Regions from separate parts of the Homo sapiens genome. Here region 2 is linked to region 1. The links are chromatin loops, found by intact Hi-C in ENCODE. Cell type or tissue: OCI-LY7. All regions are shown on one strand. Each heading gives the region's core, and the rest is flanking DNA. Links, peaks and the distances in the headings are about the cores only.

The links. Peaks named below come from ENCODE experiments on the same cell type or tissue, not always from the same donor. Only the 100,000 strongest peaks of a DNase experiment are listed, where the experiment ranks them.
Region 2: a loop joins it to region 1, with 3.0 times the contacts of the local background. A loop is called at or near these places in 4 of 110 quality-filtered maps.

The regions. Positions count from the first base shown.
Region 1 is chr7:25,065,617-25,076,255 of GRCh38, forward strand. No RefSeq gene overlaps it. Among named protein-coding and RNA genes, the nearest start is that of CYCS, 54 kb to the right of the region's middle. In OCI-LY7, for the core only: a CTCF peak has its summit at 4,549 (motif pointing left); a DNase peak (open chromatin) is centred at 4,525.
Region 2 is chr7:24,873,923-24,881,922 of GRCh38, forward strand. The region is part of intron 2 of OSBPL3 (oxysterol binding protein like 3); the gene reads right to left. Among named protein-coding and RNA genes, the nearest start is that of OSBPL3, 100 kb to the right of the region's middle. In OCI-LY7, for the core only: no CTCF peak of the experiment used is centred there; a DNase peak (open chromatin) is centred at 4,139; H3K4me3 peaks cover 3,694 bases; H3K27ac peaks cover 7,493 bases.

The DNA.
Region 1 (10,639 bases), core at 1,205-9,204:
GCAAACTCCAGTATCTGATGCTCTATCACATGTGGAAACAAAGTCACTCGCATCAGTTTCAACAAGTACACTGCTTAGTGAAATATAGGTCTTTAAAAACACACTGGAATTTGAAAAAAGAAACAACACATTGATGGTAATGTCTTCCTCTGAATGAATGTGTGTAAAACTGTAACAGGCACAAAAACCAAAGCCAAAGAATCACAGACTTACATCTGTCAAACCGATTCCACAGAAGCCATTTCAATATCAGGGCTATTTCTTAGATAGGTTTAAAAATGTATCTCACAATTTAAATTGGAAAACGAAGCTAAGCACAAACACCAAGTAGAAGTTACACCACAAGGAACATGCAGGTCAGCCAGGTGTAGAAGATAAATGGTCAGAATATGATATGAAGAAGAAGACTAAGAAAGTACATATAGCAATTCAATCTCTACCAGGTTCTCTCAATCAACATTGGAATTTAATCGAATTAAAAATAATCGCTCATAATGGAATATGGCATGGGCCAGTTTTTCTGTTAATATAATGTTTGTGACAATGTGGACAGTGGCCTGGCTAATTAACGGGCAGGGAACGTGGAAGGAGCTGCTTCAGTTCAACACTGGGGACACGGTGTGGAGAACGATGCAAGGATAGCTATCCAAAATCTGTGAGGGTCTACACTGCTTGGCAAGGCGGAGCTGTATAAGTGTGTGATTGTGGAGTGCAGAGTGGCCTCTGTAATAAAAGACCTAATGACAAAAGGAAAAGTAAATGTAACAAATGCTTATACAGTGTGTCTGCAAGTGTTGATAGGCACTGTGTAGGAAGACCATGTCAAATTCATACTGAGAATTACCATGAATCACAGGGAACCAGACTGGCCTTGCTGATACCATTGGCACTCTTAGTTCTACCAAGGCATTTCTTGATAGATTCACCTAGAGGAATGGAAGTCATCCTCAAGCTTCAGATTGACCTGCTTCATGAATGTGAAGGAATAATATATGGTTGTGCAGTTTATCCTGTTACCACTAACTTTTTTCTTTTGTCTTGCTGTATAGCCCAGGCTGCAGAGCAGGGGCAGGATCACAGCCCCCTGCAGCCTAGACCTCCCAGGCTCACGTGATCCTCCCACCTCAGCCTCCCGAGTAGCAGGGAATACAGGCATGCGCCACCAGGCCCAGGTTTTTGTTTTTGTGTTTTTGATGGATCCTTGCTCTGTCTCCCAGGCTGGAGTGCAGTGGCATGATCTCAGCTCACTGCAACCTCAGTCTCCCAGGTTCAAGCAATTCTCCCCTGACTCGGCCTCCCGAGTAGCTGGGATTACAGGTGTGTGCCACCACAACTGGCTGATTTTTGCTTTTTTTAGTAGAGATGGGGTTTTGCCATGTTGGCCAGGCTGGTCTCGAAACTCTGACCTCAGCTGATCTGTCCACTTCAGCCTCCCAAAGTGCTGGGATTACAGGCATGAGCCACCATGCCTGGCCAATTTTTCTGTAGAGACGGGGTCTCCCTATGTTGCCCAGACTGGTCTCAAACACCTGGGCTCAAGTGATCCTCCCACCTCAGCCTCCCAAAGTGCTGAGATTACAGGCATGAGCCACGGTGCCCAGCACTTTTTTCTTTTGAACTATTACTCTCACATGATTTTCACTGCCACAGGTGGGGGTCCTCTGAGATAGTTTGTGTGTTATCTCCACAGGTGATAGGCTGTGTTCTGGAAGGATGTTCAGGACTTGAATTTCAGTTTTCAGTCACTCTCACTGGATTCCCAAACCAACCTAGTTTGGGACAAGAGATTATGAAACACTCCTTAGAAACACTAGCTCATCTCAACTAAAATAGGGAGCGAATGAACCTGGCATACTAAAGTGTTAATAGTGACAAAATGAAAAATATAAAATAACCACAAAATAATGAGGTAATCTTGATGGAATGGGCACATGTATCTGTGTGCCTCATTTTATGCAATGTAGGTATTTCAAAGAAGTTGTGTGTGAAATGAATTTCTGTAATCTGAATACTCCAAACAGGCCAAAGAAGCCTTGTTATTTAAAGAAATTCTGTAAGCAAATATTTTTAACTGAAAAAGTAAGGAAACTCCTGTTTCAGAAATCATTTTGTATATTTTGCTTAAAGTGAGGCACACTTGTATTAAACTAAGGAAAAAAAATCAGCGAATCGGGTTCTACTGTTTACATTATGTATAATTTCCAATGACATAAGATAAGTGAAGATGCCTAAACTGATTTGTGTTTAATTCAGCACACAGCTCAATCTGCCAACAAAGAGTTTTCATTTGGCATTTGCAAACACATTATCATTTAGATAGCACCACCAAAGCAGCTTCAATGTTGCAACTTGAACATCATTAAAGAGACTACAATTTTTGGGGGGGCAATCAATTAGGTATCCACTTAAGGTAGGCATTAAGCATTCCTAATTCTAATTAATTGATTCTAAATGATCATTTTTTAAAGCACAAACTTTTTGGTCCTGTAAAAAATGTGGTGGTTAATTGTAGCTTTAAAAAGCTGGACGACATTTTAATGTTCAAAATAGAAGTTAAATATTTTGTAAAATGATAGTAATGACCAAAAAAAAAGAAACTATATTTATGATTTAGTGCCTCTATAATCTTGTTTATATCACCAAATACAAGTCACAACTGTCAAAAACAGCTTCCAGCTGCCAAATTGTTGGACGTGATGCTTGAGGAACTGGGGAAAGGAACACTTTTTGTATTATTCTGGCTTTTGTCTCTGATAAGAAAGTGGAAACTTTGCCAAAGATATGAGTTGCAGTATTTTAATACAAAAAACAACTGCTTAAAATAATTAAGAAACCGAACCACTCAAGACAAAACAAAACAAAACAAAACAAAAATTAGCTGGGCGTGGTGGTGTGTTCTTGTAATCCCAGCTACTCAGGAGACTGAGGCAGGAGAATCCCTTGAACCCGGGAGGCAGAGGTTGCAGTGAGCCGCGATAACACCACTGCACTCCAGCCTGGGTGACAGAATGAGACTCCGTCTCAAACAACAATAACAACCAAAAACGCATTTTGAAGCTGGAGCCAATGGGAGTTGCTGTTGGATTGGATTTGGGGATGGAGTCTGAGAGGAGTCTGAGATGGCTCCACAGTGTTTGGTCTGAGCAACTGGGTGAATTAGGAACACTATTTACTGAAATGGGTGAGACTCAAGGAGGAACAGGTTTTGAGGGAAAAAGCAAGAGTTAGATTGCTGATAGTAAATTCAAGACACCTGTTAGACAACCACGTAGAGATGTCAAACAGGCAGCTGAATGCGGAGGCTGGAATGGGGGGGGAGGTCAGGGATGAGACATTAATTTGGGAGTCACAGTGTATAGATGGTAGAAAGTCACAGGGCTGGATGAGGTCACTTAGGGCGTGGCCTGTCTAGAGACATTGGCCCAGACCTGGAGCGCCCACTGCAAGAGATCATGAGGGTGAGAAGGATGCAGCCAAGACTAAGAAAGAGAGCCCAGGGAGGCTACAAATAAGTCAGCAGCGTGCAGCCAGATGAGAGTGTTTCAGAAGGAAGGAATATGTGGCCAACCATGGCAATGACAACCAATATGGATGAGGATTGTGATCAACTGAACATTGGATCTGGTAACAAGTGTTTTTCAAAGGACATAAAAGCCTGATTGGAAAGCAAATGGGAGGAGAGGATGTGGGGACAGTGAGAATAGTCAACGCTTGAACTCTTCTGTGAATAGAGTCCGAGAAATTAGGCAGAAACTGCAGGTGATGCAGAGTCAAAGGAAGACCCTTTTGCAAGTGGGAAATATTGTAGCATGTTTTGCTTGCCTATGGGAAGGAGTCAGTAGAATTGAAAAAAGGAATGATGCAAGACAGTCAAAGAAAATTTCAGAACAAATAACTCAGTGTGTCAAATATCTTGGATCCCAGCATGGGTGCTCCCAATCTTCCCCATCTGCTTCATGAAAACCTGGGATATACAAAATTATAGGTAAGGGTCCGAGATTAGAGCAGGTAGGTGGCCACAACAGGCAAAGCATGTACTCAAATGTCCAAGTTTCTCTTGTAAATTATTACCTTATTACATCGTGACATTTAGCGACAGGATTTTAGATTTAATTGTTTACTTTCTTCAATCCGTCCCTTAAACAAAAAACAAACAGAAAATGGGCCGGTCGCAGTGGCTCACACTTGTAATCCCAGTACTTTGGGAGGCTGAGGCGGGTGGATCATTTAATGCCAGGAGGTCAAGACCAGCCTGGCCAACATGGTGAAACCCCGTCTCTACTAAAAATACAAAAATTAGCCGGGCGTAGTGGCGGGCGCCTGTAATCCCAGCTACTTGGGAGACTAAGGCAGGAGAATCGTTTGAACCTGGGAGGCAGGGGTTGCAGTGAGCCGAGATTGCACCACTGCACTTCCGCCTGGGTGACAGAGTGAGACTCCGTCTTAAAAAAGAAAAAAGAAAAAAAAAAATCGAAAACAGCAGGAAAAGAATTGAATTGGACAAGGGTCGGGTGGATAACTTAGCTTTCAATAGCGACACCTAGTGGCAGTGATCAGCAGTAGCTGAAAAGAATTGAATTCCTGACAGCCTGAGGTTTTTTTTGTTCTCTTTTTTCTTTTTTTTCTCCCCTCAGGAGTAGTATCCAGGACCCACCCATTTTGTACTGAATAAACATCCCTAATGGTGCTTGGAGTCATCTGAGGAGGGAGGTCCCCAGAGAGGGGGAAAAAACCATTTTCCTGGTGGACTGGATGTGAGCCCAGGGTTTAAATTGAGTCAGAAGGATAAACTGAATTCATCTTCAGAGTTGAATTGCTCTTCTGGTAATCTGGAGGGTTGGGTTCTCCCCTGACCTGAATTTTCCGAGGAGCGATTTGTGCTGTTACACACATTTCTTTTGCTATACGAACTCAGACGGAGGTCAGAATGAACTCTGGCCAACAGGGTCTCACCTTATGGCTTTGAACAATGGGCAGTAGCAGACGTTCAGTTCCAATGATTTTGGCTGGCTCTTAATTTATAGCCGCTCCCAAGACCCATAAAGAGGTGCCACAGTCGAGGCCGGGGGCGGTGGCTCACGCCTGTAATCCCAGCACCTTGGGAGGCCGAGGCGGGTGGATAACCTGAGGTCAAGAGTTCAAGACCAGCCTGGCCAACATGGCGAAATCCCGACTCTACTAAAAATACAAAAATTAGCCGGGTGTGGTCGTGGGCGCCTGTAATCCCAGCTACTCAGGAGGCTGAGGCAGGAGAACTGCTTGAACCCGGGAGGTGGAGGTTGCAGTGAGCCAAGGTCGCACCATTGCACTACAGCCTGGGTGACAGAGTGAGGACTCTGTCTCAAAAAAAAAAAAAAAAAAGAGGTGCCGCAGTCAATTTTAAAGGTACCTCTAAATTTCACCTTTTCTGACAATAGCTTGATGCTACAGAGGGTTCTCAAAAATCTGCAATTCCCCAGATGTGACAACTAATCCAATCCCATTAGTGTCAGGCACATCATATTCTCAGTCTTTATTTTAAAAAATGAAAAGAATAAACCATACAAATAGATGAAAACATCCAAAATAATAGAGGAGGAAGCTCACACAGCTGAAAAAAAAGTTTCTTTCTTGAAGTATTATCCAAAATAATATAATAAAACATTTTCATACATATGAGAATATTACAGGGATTAGAAGATAAATAGGCTGGGCATGGTCGCTCATACCTGTAATCCCAGCACTTTGGAAGGCTAAGGCAGGCAGATTGCTTGAGCCCAGGAGTTCAAGACCAGCCTGGGCAACATGGCAAAATCCCATCTCTACAAAAAATACAAAAAAATTAGGTGGGCATGGTGGTGTGCACCTGTTGTCCCAGCTACTTGGGAGGCTGAGGCAGGAGGATCACTTGAGCCCAGGAGGTCGAGGCTACTGTGAGCCAAGATTGCACCACTGCACTCCAGCCTGGGAAATGGAAGTGAGACCCTATCTCAAAACGAAAAGAAGACGAATAAAGTTCATGGGTTAGACTTGCAAATCAATTTTCCAGTTGGATTCTGATACAAATAAAGCATGAAGAAAAGAGCGAGTAAATTTCTAGATTTGCAGTAGTTTGGATTTGTGTTTGTGAAAATATAATTATATCCTATTCTAACCTGGTATGTAGTTTTATATTAGCTTTATTCTTGGCATGTTTAATATACAGGGAAATATTTGTTCTTCCCTTTGGAAACTGTGCATTGTCTAGGCTCTATAGGACACCCCTCTGAGGGTTATCTGATTTCGAGTATGTGGAAGCCATTTTGTAACTCTGTACATTGTAGATTATTGGTATTGGTAGCAACGCAGAATACTTCTTATCTATGGACAAGCAAATTCTGTCCTGTATAGTAGAGGTTCAACTGGCTTCCTTCTTCCACAGAGGAAGAGGACAGTTTTACTTCCATCTGAACAGTCATTTCAATATTCCTGATCTGTAAATATGTCTGTTTTTCAACTTCTCCCTTAAACTGCTTACAATCTCTGTACCAGTTTCCCCATTAATATACAGTTTAATTTTTACATATGAATTTATGTTGTGATTCTATCCTACTTTGAAAATTATCTTTTAAAAATGGTAATTTTTGAAAGTATCAAAATAATTATAAAGTTCTTACCTACTACTTCTATTTTATATTGCCTCACTATATATACATATATACACACACATATGTACACACACACACATATACACACATATATATACACACTATACACACACACACACACACACACACACACATATATATATATATATTTTTTTTTTTTTTTGAGACAGAGTCTTGCTCTGTCGCCCAGGCTGGAGTGCAGTGGCATGTTCTCGGCTCACTGCAACCTCTACCTCCCAGGTTCAAGTGATTCTCCTGCCTCAACTTCCCAAGTAGCTGGGATTACAAGCATGTGCCACCATGCCCGGCTAATTTTTGTATTTTTAGTAGAGACAGGGTTTCACCATGTTGGCCAGGCTGGTCTCGAACTCCTGGCCTCAAGTGATTCCCCCCACCTCAGCCCTCCCAAAATAAAATTCTGCTGGGATTACAGGCGTGAGCCACCGTGCCCGGCCTGTCTCACTATATTTTATATAGCTTTTAAGTTGCCTTGAACTTCCTGAAATAAGTTGAGGTATAAATGAGTAAATATCCAGTGCTTAATAATCAAAATGTCTAGGCAATCTCTAAGGTTCTCACATTGATAGTCTATGATATTCTATGCATCTGGGAATAGGCAGGTCAGAAGTAAAGCTTCTTGTCTCATATACCTTTTTAAAAATTGTGGTAAAATATACATAACAAAGTTTGCCATTTTAATCCTTTTTAAGGCATACACTTTTTAAAAAGGTATAATATGAGAGCTCCTTGAGAATATACAACTGAACCAAGAAAAATCGATGTCTTAGCCATGTCTCAAGTTTGGAATTTGACCCACCTGGGCCTTAGTTTGTTGTTGGGTCTTCACCAGCTGGCCTGTTTTCACAATTTGGAACAAAGCGCATTAATAATATGCCCTACTTGTATAGACAGCATGGATTACCCCACTTCCTACTGTCACTCTTGGTAACCACAAATTCTTGATTTAAGTAAATTTTTGAAAAGGAAATTCAGTGATGAAATTCCTTGTAATTCTCATGCTACCTGTGATTATAGTTAAGCAGGGCAGAAAAAAAAAGTAATCTACTTAATACAGGAGACTCATGATATATGCTGACTTTGACAGTCTTTGATTTAGGAAGTTGGGGAAAAAGGGGGAGAAGAAACTAGTTTGAAATTGGCTAGGGTTTTTAATCATTTATATAACTCAAGACAGAAAAAAGTCTGAGTGGTTTTATAAGAGAGTTTACAGAGGTTGCTTTCTTTTTCAGTCAAAAGGAATGAAAAAAATGCTTTATATTTATTTAGTATTTAAATGGCTCACTAGTGGTAAACACGAGGCTGCTCTTGGCTGGAGGCAGCCAGGCTGGGGAGCTTGGCCACCTTGAACTCTGAGTTCCCTTGGAAAGCAGAGGGCATCAAAGTATCAGCACACTTGTAACCATTCACAGCGAGTGAGTCAGGAAGCCCTATTTTGGCTCTGCAGTGTGGTTGACAGCATAGACTTTAGAATGTTCAGATTTATAGCATACTATTTTTTCCTTTCCTGCTGCTCAACTGTGAAGCCAATGGCACATTTTTTTTTTTTTTTGAGATGGAGTCTTGCTCTGTCATCAGGCTGGAGTGCAGTGACATGATCTCGGCTCACTGCAACCTCCGCCTCCCAGGTTCAAGTGATTCTCCTGCCTCGACCTCCCAAGTAGCTGAGATTACAGGCACCCGCCACCACGCCTGGTTAAGTTTTATATTTTTAGTAGAGATGGTGTTTCACCATATTGGCCAGGATGGTCTCGATCTCTTGACCTCGTGATCCGCCTGCTTCGGCCTCCTGAATTGTTGGGATTACAGGCGTGAGCTACTGCACCTGAACGATATCACATATTTTTGGTCTTTCTTATGGCAGTACCCTTCTTCATGGCACCACACCTGGCTAGCATGGTATCAATTTTTGCATTATTAGAGTAGATTCAACTACTATAATAAACAGAACCAAGATGTAACAGCCAAAAAAAAAAAAAAAATCGAGTTTCTGATGCTTATATCAGTCCAGCAGGGTATTCCAGGATGGTGGGGCTCTCCTCCATGGATGACTAAAGGACTCAGGTTCTTCTGTCTGCTGGCTCTATTACTGGGTCCTGATCAACAGTGCAACTGTCTAAACTGTCTTCTGCACAGCACCAGCGTTATCTTCTTTAGGCATACTTTGATTACAAACTATACAGAATATTTATGAACGATACAGAATATTCAGCAGGGATTTCAGATAATATGGAGGCTACATAATAATATAGAAAATTTTCATAATAAGAGGATATTATGGGTGCTTTTTTCTTCAAAATGTTTTTTTCAATCAAATCAGAAAAATTAAAATTAGCATCAAACAAAGGTGAGCTTGTAAGAATACATTGAGACATCTTTTCAGATTAAGTTCAGAAGTCCTCTTTTTTACCTTATATGAAATTACATACCAAATGATTAATTTAAAAATTAGAATGACCGTGAATTTACCCTATGCTGTATATTGTACTTGGTGCTATGAACGCAGAAATACTAAGACAGAGTCCTCAGCCTAAAGGAGTTTAATAAGGAAACCTGTTAGCTTACTCAGATTTTTCAAGTTTGATTAACGAGGAACAATTTTCACATGGAGAAAAAGTTGTCAAAACTTCCAAGTGTCCATTTCACTCACCTACCTCCCAACTCACCTTTTCCTAAGAGAGATTCCCAGCTTCACCCCACAATGGGGTGAAGACGCATTGAGGACAGAGACCTCCCTGATCTATCTCTAATGCTTTGGCCTCGTCATAGGTACAACGAATCTCTGAATTCTGTGACAAGCCTGGTGGCATCTAGCTGAAACAAACACAGAAAGAAATGTACAACTAGATCTGACAGAAGAATATCGTTTACTCATCTTCCCCTTTTTCCTACAACAGGTTGGCTTCCCTAGTCTGTCCTATTTGACAGCGTAGAGGATCATTTTTTATTCTGATAGCACTTGTAAGTTCAGGGGGTCCCCAAGACTATCCTTGGGTTTGACAATTCACTGGAAGCACTCACAGAATGCACCAAAACTGTTATGCCCACTGTTTTGGTTTACTATGGTGAAAAGATACAGATTAGAATCAGTGAAAAGAAGAGACACATGGGGCAGAGTCCAGGTGTATCAGTCTGTTCTCATGCTCCTAATAAAGACATACCCGAGACTGGGGAATTTATAAAGAAAAAGAGGTTCAGTGGACTCACGGTTCCACATGGCTGGGGAGGCCTCACAATCATGGAGGAAGGTGAAGGAGAAGCAAAGCCATGTCTTACGTGGAGGCACGAAAGAGTGTGTGCAAGGGAACTGCCCTTTATAAAACCATCAGATCTCGTGAGACTTATTCACAGTCACGAGAACAGTATGGGAAAACCCCGCCCTCATGATTCAATTACCTCCTACTGGGTCTTTCCCAGGACACGTGGGGATTATGAGAGCTATGATTCAAGATGAGATTTGGGTGGGGTCACAGCCAAACCATATCACCTAGAAAGTTTCAAACATGGAGCTCCCAGTTGTCTACTCTCAGTGGAGTCATGGACATCACTACCTTTCCTGGCAATGATGTTTGAAATATACACGGAGTATTGCCAACCAGGGAAGCTCACCTGAGTCTTCATGTCCAGAGTTCTTACTGGGGCTGGATCACACAGACGGTGTGTCATAGACTAAAGGCTGTCCTTTATTTTCCAGCCGCTCTGGAGGTAGAACAGATACCAGGTGGCCCAAAGCCCCTGCCATAAATCACATTGTTAGACACTCTGATGTGACTCAAGTCTCCCAGGTAAACAAAAACACCCTTTTTCAAAAATTATTTTTAATTTGAGAGAGGGTTTCTCTCTGTTACCCAGGCTAGCGTGCAGTGGCACGATCTCGGCTCATTGCAACCTCCGTCTCCTGAGCTCAAGTGATCCTCCCACCTCAGCCTCCAGAGTAGCTGAGACCACAGGCATGTGCCACCACGCCTGGCTATTTTAAAACACTCTTATCGGTG
Region 2 (8,000 bases), core at 1-8,000, 190 kb before region 1:
TCTTACTTTTCTGGAGGTTCACCACTTACTTATGATAACATGTACATGCGGTTTTATCATCCCTGCTGGACAGCAGGCTCCTTGAGGGTATAAAGGGTCCGGAGTATTTCTGATTTCCCCACAATGCCTAACCTGCTGTGCTGTGAATAGTATGCATCTGATTGGCAAATGAATAAACTTAGTCTTGGAATAAGTCTGCAAACAGATTTATCTTCTTGGAATGTCATAAATTAGCGTGCATTTGAAATGTGCCCAGTATCTTTGAGCCAAATGACTATTTACAAATTAGATACAATGCACCCACAATTGTGAAAGAAGAGGGTGTGGGTATCGTCATTGTTAAATAAAAATCCAAGACTTAAAATCCTCTGGAAAGTACTCTAAGTGGATCAAGCCCTTTTGATTTGTTTGTTTTAAGACTCCCAGGCAGAAGCAACCTGCAGAGCACTAATACTAAATAATCATACACATCTGCTCAAAACATTCGATTGTGCACAATGCAAATACCAAGAGGAATCAGACGTTATTGCATCCTTTACAAAACTGAAGAAAAAGTAGATAAGATCATACCTGTAAGTTTAAAGGAAAACAAGAATTAAATCTCAGAACTATTTCAAAAATTCCTGTTAGAACTGGACTGTTCCTCCTCCTGAGACAGAGTGCATTCCTATCAGTGACCCACCAAGAAGGGCAGGGAATTAAAGCACATCTGTTGGCCCTTAACATAAATAAACAAAAAAAGGAGTTGCATTTTTTTTTCCTACAAAATATTGTGTTTTCTTCATTTTATCTTCCACCTGGGGTCAGAACTTGAAACTGTTACCAGGTTGGAAAAGCCAGGTTTGAAATATTTAAGAAAGTGAAGACTCTCCTTGACTAAAAAAGCAGTGCAACCAACTCCTTTTCTGGACTGGACATCCAAATCTGCCCCCTGCCTCATCGCCAACTTCCCTGTCACCGTCCATGAGTTGTGAGGCCAACATCCAGCCTAGTGTTTCTCAGTGAGGTTGCAAATGCTCCCTCGGGGACACTGTGGAATCCTGGAGCCACTTTTGGTTGTGACAATGATAGGGAGATGCCTCTGGCATGGAATGGCTGGGAGCCAGGAATGTTAGATGTCCCACAATGCCTCGGTCTTGCACAATGAAAACGCCGTCCCACACCCCAAAGACTTCCCAAAGTGCCATTAGCCATTTCTGTAAGTGAAATGTGCTTAAAATCACTTGAGCATGGAACCAAACTCTGTTTCACACATATATCAAAGTATTTTCGCATGGTTTTTATACACTCTTGGGATGTAAGTGCAGAGTAACTGAGGGAAGACTGTATTTTGTTCTTTTTGGAACTTTACCAAGTGTCTCCTACTATTTTAGAGAACGATATTGCTGAAGGCCATGCTATTTGAGTTATTAATATAGCACACCTGTATCCTCTCCATTTGCAGTTGTCACTTTCTATGTATAGGTATATCTGATCACTTCATTATGTCTTCTGGTGTAGTCATGCCTGGACTTTTACATATTGAAATATATGTTTTAACATTAACCACATTCTTTGAATTTTCCTTTATATTACAGTAAAGCATGATGCTGACATTTTCAAAATTATGTATTCAAGTAGGTTACATTAATAATGAATATCATTTGGACATAGTGGCTCATGCCTATAATCCCAGGATTTTGGGAGGCTGAAGCAGGAGGAACACTTGAGCCCAGGAGTGTAAGGCTACAGAGTGCTATGAGCACACCACTACACTCTCCAGCCTGGGTGAAAGAGTGAGACCCAGTCTCTTAAAAAAATTATATATGTAATTTTTAATATATAATCATATACATAATACATATTTACATATATAAATTTTATATATATACAAATTTATAGGAGAGTAAATTTTGGAGGAGAGTAAAGCAATCACTAAAACACTGGTCATAATAAGAGGACATTGGTTACGTGGACGACAGGGTAAGAACCACTAATGAACTTGGTACAAATTCTGTGTGCTGTTGTAAGAAAGAATACTAGCCCAGGACACAGTGTATGTGAAATCACTTTGAAAATTGTAAAGGCTTTAATATTTTCTTGTAAGTAAGTCCTGTTGGTTCCATCTTCAAAATGTGTATTTTCTACTTCCCTTCCTCTTTATTGCCCAGCCACCATCCTAACCTCGGCTCTCATCCATTCCATTAATTCCTCACTTGTGCTTAAGTCAACAACCATTTATGGGGCCTCATTGTGTCCTGTCCTTCATGCAATATAAAAATGAGGATGACAAAATGGTTGTCTTTATTTCCACTTTGGCGATTTACTTATATTTTGGCCTCCCAGAATCTTCTCTTGATCTTTTCCAACGATGTGAACTCTTCAGGATTTTAGTTTGGTTTCTACCTCCTTCCATGAAATTTCTAAATTATCCAAACCACATCAGTCACATATTCCTGTAAATTACATTATTATTACTGTCCATTACCAAATAATTTAGCAATTAATTAACTTCTAAGGTTTTTTTTTTTTCTTCCCTTTCATTTTTATCTCCAGTGCTTTGGTCTTTTTTTCCCAAGCTATCACAGTGACCATCTTTTCAACTTGCTTAGAATCCTAGTAAAGTACTAAGTATATATTTAGTAGGAACTAAGAGATTTCTCCTGGTTTATTCATTGTTGGGGTCTCAAACCAAGAAAATAAGTTCTCAAACCAAGTAAATGGCACTGAGTAGCTGGCCTACAAAGAGATATTAAGCTGTATCCACAATTCTGTACAGCATGCCATTTAAAACACAAAAGAATAGTGCCTCAGGAAATACTATCCAGTGGGGTCGGCTGAAATAATACATAAACCTAACTATATAAGCAATAATAATATAAAATAATTGGAGAACACTTTCTAGCTCTATGAAAGCAGGAACCTTTTCTGTCTTGTTCACTACTTAAAATAGTGCATAGTAGATATTAATAAATATGTTGAAAGAATAGAGCAACTACAATAGCTAACACTTAAGCATCTTCTATATGTCAGATAATGTGCTAAATACCATACTTACATGATCATGTTTAATTCCTGCACAACCTTTGAGATTGGATTTATTAGTATTCTTTATTTTTTTGCATGTGGAAACTGAGGAAGAGAGAATTAGATAACTTCCCTGATGTTACAAAACCAAGTGACGAAGCCACCTGACTGCAGAACTTACATTTTTAATCATTCTGTCACATATTATAGCATACTGCATTTTTACTGTAGTTTAAGTATGTAAATTCTGATGAAGAAAAAGGAGTAAATCCCATTGGGTAGAGGAATAGTGGTGGGCCAAGACCTTGAGACAATTGGAAGGAGTTAAGAAACAGTGCAGTATGGATGGAGGCAAGTAAGGTCTTCAACCCTGCTCAGAGATAGCTACTGTTTTCCCTATACTGTAATCCCACCAAACAGGGAAGGGAAATTAGCCTGTGCATTTTAAGGCTGCCAAGTCTTCGCCATTCATTTTTTTTCATATTTGGAAAGCCTGCCCCATCTACCTCTTAGCCAGGTAAATTCTCATTTAGGCCCAAACCTCCTCCCTGGATGACAGTCACCTTGCACTGTCAGCCTCCCTAGCTAGAACATGGGTTCCGTGAGGACAGGGACTGTGTCTTATTTATTACAATCCTACTACCTGGGAAATAGGGGCCGAAATAAATGTTTACTGAATGAGTCTGCAAAGCAAGGGGGGTATCAAAAGAGTCCCCCAGAACCTTCGGGACATGGGACTTTAATAATGTGTGCTGGATTAGAGTGAGTTGGCACTCAGGACAGAAAACAAGAGGGATGTTGGTTTCTCTTGGCTAAAGGAACCAGGACTTAGGAGTATCTCCTGGTGACCCCAAGAGTAGGGCAGGCACCTTGAGCTGCATATCCTGAGACACAGTACAGGGTAGACTTGGGCCCTTGGGGAAATCAAGGCCCTGCTGACTTAGCCCAACACGGCTGCACTGATGTCTCATCCTGTGGGGTGTCAAGCTTAAAGGTCACCATGAATACCAGGTGGAGAGAGAAACATGGGAGGGGTTGGGGGATGTGGCTTCTTAAGGTTTTTGCATGAGTTTCACTGAAGACAGTCTGGTGCTGTCATCTGGCATTAAATTTAGTCTGTTTTACTGAATGTCTGAAAAGTGCCAAAGATAGAAAGCTGCTTTGTGATTGCAAAGGCAGCTAAGCATTTATTCATGCTCATGCGCTGGCCAAGTTAATTTCCATATTGCTGAGTGCACGAATTGAAAGCACTTCCCTCCAGCACAGCTGTTTCCACAGGCACCTTTCAAATGCTGAATCCTCAGTCACTACCCTTGCAGTGATGTCAGAAATAGAAAACGATTAAAACTTTTATTCTTCTTGCAGCTCAAGAGTGTTGGGGAAGAAAGTTTTGTGGTTGCCTCTATCAGGCATGGTTGGAAAACGGGTGTCCTGATTACTCACTTAATCCGTTTATCAGTTTTTTAAAAATCACAAGGCAATACCCAGCCTTAAATCATGTAATTTAATGTGTCTTTAATGATTTTAAAGGCATTCAAGATCTTCCACGGCCTATTAAGAAAGGCTAACGATCATCAATATTACCTTTTATGATTGTTCTATGAACACTGACAATACTTGTCAATAGATTTTCAATTAATAGAATGACAGCTTTAACTGATGCTAGACCAAAACTGTACTCACATTTCAATCACTGAGAACTGGAGTTGTTGTTTCTTGTTAAATGTTTCTCAGCTATGGTTTTTTGTTTGTTTGTTTAGCACCAGCAGGCCTGATAGCAATGGCAATTTTTAAGAAAAGAAAAAATTAGTTGGGAGAAAGGTAGTGTATGAGCTCTCACTCAGTGCTTCTCAAACTGTAATTTGCATGTCAATCACTTGGAGATCTTGTTAAAAATGCAGATTTAAGTTCAGTAGGTCTGGGGGAGGCCTGAGATTCTGCACCTGCACAGATGAGGCTATCACTGCTGCTGGACCATAAGCCCAACTTGAGTAGCCACATTCCAGGAGACCAGGCTGTCTCAAAAAATTGGGATTTGACTTGACAGAATCTGAAGGCAAAACCAGGACTAACGGGTGGGAACTACAAGGCCCTGGATTCCAGCTTTGCCTAAAGGATGGGTTGTCTTACTATCTAATGAGTGCTATGAAAAATGGCAAAAACATGGCTGATCTATGAAAGTCTCTGGAGTGCTCCATCAGAGGCTGGTGGTCACCTGGCAGAGGCACCACAGAGAAGATTCCAAGACTGGCAGGGAGTTTAGAACAAGTGAGCTATGAGATCCTTTCTAAATCTTCTATCATAAACTCATGTCATACTAAACAGCAGCATTTGCATTAGCTCTATAACCTCAAGTACAATCCCTGACTTTGGGATCTAAGTGAGAAGATTAAAGAAAACAGGAGACTGAGCAATGAAGCTCCCACTTGGGTTCTGATGACTAAATGGGAGTAGCAGTCATCACCCGCCACCGTCACCATCCCTTCTTTCCCTTCACACACAGATGTAGCTCTCCAACCTCAGGCCAGAGCTAGGGAAGTGAATATCCAGATAATTCAGGCCCCAGAATGTTTCAAGTCTTACTACTTGGTTAGCCACAGACCAAAAACACTGGTGCCTTCATTACTTAGATAATGGGAGAATATTCATGCTGTCTTTGTGGTGAACCCTTGAGAAAGGGAAGGAAAATCAGTCCTTGCCAGCAGCTGATACTGACAACAAGGAGATAAAATCCTGTGGGCTGCCAGCTCTGTCAGTGGCTCCACCTGAGGTCATTCCCATCCTGAGTTTCCAAAGAGAAAAACGCTTTCCAACTGTATTGACCACAGACGGATTTATAATTAAAATAGCATTAATAAAAACACTTCAATGTACATATGACTATTTCCACGCTGTTGATCACTCACTCAGCATTTATGGCTACAATTACTTTGGCATGTTTTTAGGCCCCTCAGATATATTGGGAAGCCATTAATATTTGTTAAATATTCCCCTAATTGTATCAAGCCCCTTAAAGCTACAAACAGCATCTTCTATGCATTTTTCTCTCCTCCTAATGCTCTGTTCGGTAAGCAGGGTCTCTTAGACTATTAAAGATGAAAACATCCAGCCCATAAATGTCATTCCTCTCTGGCCATGCAGCCCACTGGGGTGGTGATGGGGTTTTTATAGTTGCTATTGTGGTAGTGATTATAGTTATAAAAGTGACAACTACTATTTTTTTAATATATGTACCTTGTGGTGATTCTATAATGAAAGCATTATTATCCTCATTTTACAGATGAGAAAATTGAAGCTCCAAATTAGTTTGTGCAAGATCACAAACTATTAAGAGGCAGAACCCATTTGCAGACTGCGTCTTGAGATCCCACGCAGAACCTCGCAGCTGAGTGTCCACTGTGGATAAGATCACCTAGAAGCAAACTAGCACTCAGCTGAGCCCATCCAGGGCCACCTACTGACCCTCCCCTACCAGTCCTGCCTCTCACCCCCCTACTCTCTCCCCCAGCGGAACAAGTCTGTCTTTTGTTCCAGGGGCATGTTTCTGCCCTCCATACACTTGTGGCTTAGTCAATAAAGACAAGATAGCTCTGTCCACCCAAGTGACTCAAGGGTCTCTTCTGAGTTTTTCTCTTGCCTTCAAAGTACACCATAATGATTGGCTTTCCTGTACCATCATGGAATATTTAAGTCTCAGAGTGTGACACAGAATGAAGAAGTCATTTACCCAGCTCTTTCATTTAGAGATGAGGAATCTATGCTGAGTGATTTGTTTGGGGCTGCGAAAAATGAGTGAGGGGCTTTTAAGGACCAGGACCCAGGTCTTTTGACTCCAACTCATGAGCACACACCTTGTATGAAGGGGAGAAAAACTCCAAAACAGGCTCCTGTGTGAATGGGACTGGGGCCTGAGGTGAGATATTTTTCCTTTTTATATCACCCAGGACTGTTTTAATATTTTACCTTTATTATATTTTAATTTAAAAAAAACCTTTCAGTGACATGTCACAGAGCCCTGCCCTTTGGTGTCTGAGCACAGAAGAGAATCACAGACTCTGCACTCAGATATAATACTCTTGTATGCCAACTACAGGGCATTCATGACTCTTCAAGGAGACCCACTGCTTTGCTGGACAGCACCAGCTGAGAACAGTGCTCTCTCTTACAGAGTGCTCAAAACTATTTTTTCAGAGCTAATTGAAATTTGCAATCAAAGCAGAGATACATTCTGACTAATCAACACATGCATGACTTAGAATCACAGGAGTAGGTGGCAGAAGTTTAGCACAATAAACTCTTCTTTATCTTGATCCAAATCAGAAGTGAATTATTTTCACAGTGCTACACAATAACTGGTTCTCATAATGAGAACCTAGTGACAATGTTAAGATCTCAGAGAACTTTACAAATCAAAGAAGGAATGACTTTAGTGCCAAGTATGTTATAGTCCAGTTTGTAACGGAGCTTCTTTTTAATAGGGGGGTCCCTGCTTAAAGGTCCAAAGCTCATTATCAGGAACTAGAGATACAAAGATGTAAAATCAAGTGCTGGATCTCAAAAAGCTAACATACATTACAAATGTTAATAAAAGGGATACCACAAGGTTGAAAATTTGTAAATTGTCAAATGGGAGATTCACACAAACCTGCTGCAGGAGTTCAGACAGGCATAATCTCCAAAGCCTAGATCCACATGAGCTGGGACTCCCAGAAAAAATGACACACAGTAAGCAGCAGGGTGTCTTAGATTCCTGAGGCCAACTTGATGAGCAGTCACAAACTTTGGTGGCTTAAATAAACAGATATTTATTCTCTAGCCGTTCTGGAGGCCAGAGGTCCAAAATCAAAGTGTTGGCAGGTCCACGCTCCCTCTGGAGGATCTCAGGGGGATTCATTCCTTGCTTCTCCCTCTGGTGGCTGCCAGCATTCCATGGCATGGCTTGGCTTGTAGCTGCATCACTCCAATCTCTCTCTCCACCATCACATCACCTTTTC